2 separate regions of the Homo sapiens genome follow, and region 1 is linked to region 2. A link is a contact called in ENCODE Hi-C or POLR2A ChIA-PET data. All regions are on one chromosome and are shown on one strand. Each heading gives the region's core, a stretch centred on a gene start or an enhancer-like site at or near the end of the contact. The rest is flanking DNA. Distances are from core to core; before and after follow the strand shown. Region 1 overlaps FRMD4A (FERM domain containing 4A). Region 2 overlaps FRMD4A (FERM domain containing 4A).

Evidence for each region. Hi-C counts contacts between places; a loop is a spot of excess contacts on that map. ChIA-PET counts read pairs that join two places held with the same protein, here RNA polymerase II (POLR2A).
Region 1: a loop to region 2 is called in a map of Caco-2, with 5 times the contacts of the local background. The contact joins two enhancer-like sites. A Hi-C loop is called at or near these places in 2 of 168 maps with a recorded cell type or tissue (Caco-2 and endothelial cell of hepatic sinusoid). POLR2A ChIA-PET finds 5 or more read pairs at or near these places in 6 of 52 experiments (BJ, GM12878, PC-3 and 3 more).

Annotation. Positions count from the first base shown.
Region 1 is chr10:13,851,751-13,854,510 of GRCh38, reverse strand. All of the region lies in intron 3 of FRMD4A (FERM domain containing 4A), which reads left to right. Among named protein-coding and RNA genes, the nearest start is that of FRMD4A-AS2, 140 kb to the left of the region's middle. Within about 2 kb of position 1,455, at least 5 of the 41 ENCODE cell types and tissues checked have a DNase peak (open chromatin) inside an H3K27ac peak, as active enhancers do.
Region 2 is chr10:13,815,233-13,818,114 of GRCh38, reverse strand. The region is part of intron 3 of FRMD4A (FERM domain containing 4A); the gene reads left to right. Among named protein-coding and RNA genes, the nearest start is that of FRMD4A-AS2, 170 kb to the left of the region's middle. Within about 2 kb of position 1,299, at least 9 of the 41 ENCODE cell types and tissues checked have a DNase peak (open chromatin) inside an H3K27ac peak, as active enhancers do.

The DNA of each region.
Region 1 (2,760 bases), core at 206-2,705, 36 kb before region 2:
AGGCGGAGGTTGCAGTGAGCCAAGATCACACCACTGCACTCCAGCCTGGGCGACAGAGCAAGACTTTGTCCCCCACCTGAAAAAAAGAAAAAAAGCCTTCATCAAAATGAGAGGAGCCACCCTCATCGCAGTCTTGGAACCTTCTGGAGGACGCTATAGCCAGATATGGGGGGCGGAGCATGTTTTATGGTCAGCCGAACTCCCTAAGTCTCGTTGTCATATCCTTGCTCCTTGAAAATTATTTTCTTCATTTATTCTCTGACCCGAATGTATATTTGGGGGAGTATGTTGAGAGCAGAGAAAGGGAAGTGTGCTTTAGCCATAGTGAGAATGATTTAAGTAAGAATTTCCGGACAGTGAGAGTTGCTAGATGGGGTACAGGAAGCCGTTAGTAGGAAAGATTCTGGACTCTTTCTCTTGACCTTCATAAAAATAGAGTGGATTTTCACTAGAATGGAATGGCTGAGGTGTGGCCCTTCCTTATTTGGTTCTCTTGAGGCTTGTGAGACTGTAGATATCCTGTCTCACAGGGAGCCTGCCCAGTGCCAGAAAAACCGACCTGACCTTCTACTGCTAGACAGGCTTCGTTTCAGTGCTTCTCCCCATCACTTTAGATGAATGGTTGGCCGAATTTCTTCCCCATCCCCACTTTTTGGGTTTTTTTTTTTTTTTTTTTTTTTTGAGAGAGTCTTGCTCTATCGCCCAGGCTAGAGTGCAGTGGTGCAATCTTGGCTCACTGCAACCTCCACTTCCTGGGTTCAAACGATCTCCTGTCTCAGCCTCCCGAGTAGCTGGGACTACAGGCCTGCATCACCATGCCCAGCTACTTTTGTATTTTTAGTAGAGACAGGGTTGCGCCGTGTTGACGAGGCTGGTCTGGAATTCCTGACCTCAGGTGACCCACCCACAACAGCCTCCCACAAAGTGCTGGGATTACAGGTGTGAACCACCACACCTGGCCCCCACTTTTTTTTCAGGCAGGGTCTCGCTCTATCAACCAGCTGTGGTGCAGTGGTGCGATTACAGCTCACTGCAACCTCAACCTTCTGGGCTCAAGTGATCCTCCCATCTCAGCCTCTCCAGTAGCTGGGGCTAACAGATGTGCATTGCTAATTTTTTAAATTTTTAGAGAGACAGGGTCTCCCTCTGCTGCCCAGGCTGGTCTCCAACTCCAGATCCCAAGTGATTCTCCTGCCTTGGTCCTTTCCTTCTCAAAGTGTTAAGATGGCAGGCGTGAGCCACTGCCAACACGCCCGGCCCTTCTTCCCTTTGATGATAAGAGCTTTACACATAGGAGTGCTCTCCATCCCCTCAATTCTGCCACAGTGAACCTCGCACCTTGCTTTCTCCAGGGAGCTGCCGCATGATGTGAGTCTCCTTTCCAAGTTCCAAGCTGCCCTAGGATTTCCACATCTCTCCCCTCTGACCCAGTCCCTTAGTGGCCATTGGCAAGACATTTACAACTGTCCACTGTGTGCAAATAGAGGAACAAAGCGTCCCTATGATTCCAAGAAGTGGAGCAAACTGTGACTAGTCTGTGTTTTCTAAGGGAATTAAAGATAACAGTTAGATTATTGCCATGTCTTACCCAGGGCTCATAATCCTGAGATTATGAGGAGACATAATCTCCTCATAACCAAGACAGAAGCATTTGGAAAGATCTAAGCTGCACCTCGTGGTACAGTAGCCACCAGCCACATGTGGCCATTGAGCAAAATGTGGCCAGTGCAAATGGAGATGTATGCAAGTATAAATCACACGCCAGCTGTGTGCAAGCATAAATCACACGCCAGCTGTGAGCAAGTATAAATCACACACCAGCTTGTGAAGACTTCCTATGAAACTTAAGTAAAATGTCTTGTAAATAATTTTTGCCTTGGTGAGTCCGTGTTAAAATGATAATATTTTGGATATATTAAGATAAAATAAATATACAATAAATTTCACCTTTAAACTTTTTAAATATGGCTAAAAAAATTAAAATCTTGGTCCAGGTGTGGTGGCTCATGCCTGTAATCCCAGCACTTTGGGAGGCTGAGGTGGGCAGATCATGAGGTCAGGAGATCAAGACCATCCTGGCCAACATGCTGAAACCCTGTCTCTACCAGGCATGGTGGCGTGCGCCTGTAGTCCCAGCTACTCGGGAGGCTGAGGCAAGGGAATCACTTGAACCTGGGAGGTGGAAGTTGCAGTGAGTCGAGGTCACGCCACTGCACTCCAGCCCAGCAACAGAGCAAGACTCCATCTCAAAAAAAAAAAAATTAAAATCTTATATTGGGCTAACTTTTGTGGCTCACGTTGTATTTCTTTTGGATGGCTATTTCTAGAGCAGTAGGCCCAAACCTTTTGGCACCAGGGACTGGTTTCATGAAAGACAATTTTTCCACAGATGGGGTGTGGGAGGTATGGTTTCAGGATGATTCAAGCATATTACATTTATTGTGCACTTTATTTCCATGATTACTACATTGTAACATATAATGAAATAATTCTACAGCTCACCATAATGTCAAATCAGTGGGAGCCCTGAGCTTGTTTTCCTGCAACTAGATGGTCCCACATGTGAGTGATGGGCATCAGGCATTAGAATCTTTTTTTTTTTTTTAATTTTTGAGACAGAGTCTTGCTTTGTCACCAGGCTGGAGTGAAGTGGTGCAATCTCAGCTCACTGTAACCTTCGCCTCCTGAGTTCAAGCGATTCTCCTGCCTCAGCCTCCTGAGTGGCTGGGATTACAGGCAGGCGCCACCACACCCAACTAA
Region 2 (2,882 bases), core at 50-2,549:
CATCATTGTACAGATGAGAAAACTGAGGCCCAGAGAGCTTGCGTAATTTGTCTAAGATCATCTATCTGGATAGACACATGTCAAGTTTAAGTTGGTGGCATAATATATAAGTGATGGTAAATACCAGGCTAGCATTTAGAGCTTGATACTGTATGTAGTATAGTATACTGTGGAATATAGTATTCTGTGAGGAATTGGTGAGGTGCCTGGGTGCTACCTCATCCTTGAATTCCTTTCCCCAGAATTTACCTGAAGGGCTCATGGAAGTCACCTGAAAGGATGTTGTCATGTGGGTGTGTGTATTAGTCTGTTCTCATGCTGCTAATAAAGACATACCTGAGACTGGGTAATTTATAAAGGAAAGAGGTTTAGTGAACTCACAGTTCCACATGGCCTCACAATCACGGCGGAAGGCAAAGGAGAAGCAAAGGCACATCTTACATGGCGGCAGGCAAGAGAGCTTGTGCAGGGGAACTCCCGTTTATAAAACCGTCAGATCTTGTGAGACTTATTCATTACCATCAGAATAGATGGGGGAACCACACCCATGATTCAGTTATCTCCACCTGGCCTCGCCCTTGACACCTGGGGATTATTACAATTCAAGGTGAGATTTGGATGGGGACACAGCCAAACCATATCAGTGTGCCTAGAGCGCTTTACAGCCCTGCAACACGTTAAGTGCTGTTTTGATCATTCTAGTTAGTCGTGTCCTGCCTGGAAGAAGCAGGCCAGGAAGTAGTCAGGACCTGATCTGGAACCCTGTAATATGCTGGGAACGTGAACAGTTCCCACTGGAATCATCCAGTGTTCTCAAGAACTCAGATCTGGGTCCTGGAGCCACAAAGCACTGACTGAGAGCTCCTCTCCTTTCTTCCCTAAGTATTTAGAACCAGTGCTTTCCTTTCCTTGCTAAAGCACATGGCTGAAGCCCAGGTTTCTAAGCCCAGTTGGTGTTGGAAAGACTGTCCTATTAGCTCTGTGAGTGGTGCCACTGAGAAGTATATGTTAAGGAGGGATGTTTGCAAGGAGGTTTTATTTGTCAGGTATCAGGAGAAATAAAAGCTAAGAGGGACAATGGAAAAAGATTTTGAGATACAAAAAGAAAAGAGAGAAACTATTTGATTGAACAAAGCTAATTATGGGCTAAGAGAAAGCCAGTCTTAGATGTAATGACCTCTTAGGGCCAGGACGGCTGATGGCCCACAAGAGGCTAATTCTGACAAACCCAGGGAGCACAGGCTGCCTTGCTCACGTGGCCTCTGGGCTCCTGCCCAGATTGTCCAATAGAATGCGATTGGGCTACTAGCTGCCTTTCTGGCCTTGCTCCCAGTCCGATCCCTGCAAAGCTCCACAAATGTTTACAGCACCAGTAATTGGCAAATTATACTCAGCGGGATTCTGTAAACATCCCTTCAAAGCACATAAGAGCAGATTGCTTTCTGCTTGCCCAGCAACTTTCTCTGAAGGAGTTTAAGAAACTTTCAGAACAATGTAGTATATTAATCACTGTCACATCAGCGGGGGATATTGTCTTCATTTGCAAGATCAGGAAATCAAGGAGCTGATGCCACAAATTGTTTTAAATCAACTGTACAGAAAATAAAAGACTCAGTGCCTGAATCAATCAGGATAGGCTAGGTTATGCTGCAATGACAAACAACCCCCAATGTCTCTGTGACTTAAACAGTGAAACAATGATGTGTATTTCTCACTCTCACTACATGCCCATCCATCAACTCTCACTCTCATTGACAGAGCAGCCACCTTCTGGGCTGTTGCCAGTCACCATGACAGCAGAAAAAATGTGTGTGGCTTTAAAAGCAGCTAAGAGTCAGGAGTTGTAACCTCAACATCTTCTGGGATCTATTTTCTCCCTCTTCACGGCCTTTACTTCTCCATTTGTAAATTGCAAGTAATAAATGTAGGCTTTTCTTCCTGGAAATTGATACATATGGTCTATAATAACTGTTGTGTAAAGTAATGGGACTGACCTTTTAAATTTTTTAACAAAAGATATAAATCCAGATAGGTACAATTGTTGAAAAAGTTTATTTGAAAAGATGAAGTTTGTTCCAGCCAGGCAGCTACTGCTCAGAGCCTTTTCCTTGACTTCAGTTTATGAGTCACCAAGAAAACTTGTTTTCTTATTGTAGTGTGACAGGCTAAATCAGAGAGACATATCACCATGGTAAGGCAAAAACTCAGTCTCCAGAAGGCTTCCATGGTGGTATCCATTACTCTGGTGAATTCTTCAGTGTGTTAAGCCATCTCTTTATTCTGCAGGCTCAGAAACCTGATTTTTCATTCTCAGGGGAAGACTCACATTAACCAGGTTGAAAGTACTGATGTATAAATCCATAATGTCAGTGCACTGGTTTCAAGTGAGTCATGTAGCCCTCACTCAGCCAGGGCCCTTGAGGCACGATCCTTAGGCTCTCACCCTGGAAGCAGGGTCAACAGAGGTAGAGTGGCAGAGGGATTACACATGTGGGCTTTGAAACTATCAGACCTCCTTTCCCCCTTTTTCCTTTTTTTTTAATTGTGTCAAAATACATGTAACATCAAACACCATTTTAACCATTTTCGTATGTGCAATTCAGTGGCATCAAATGCATACACAATGTCATGTAACAATCACTAATATTTCCAACACTTTTTCATCATCCAGTACAGAAATGCTGTAACCATTAAGCAATAACCCCCCATCTGCCACCACCTCAGCCCGTGACAACCTCTATTCTGTTGTCTCTATGAATTTGCCTGTTTAATTACCTCATCTAAGTGCAATCATACAATATTTGTCTTTTTGTGTCTGGCTTCTTTCACTTAGCATAATGTCTTCAGGTTCCATCCACGTCAGGATTTCATTCCTTTTTAGG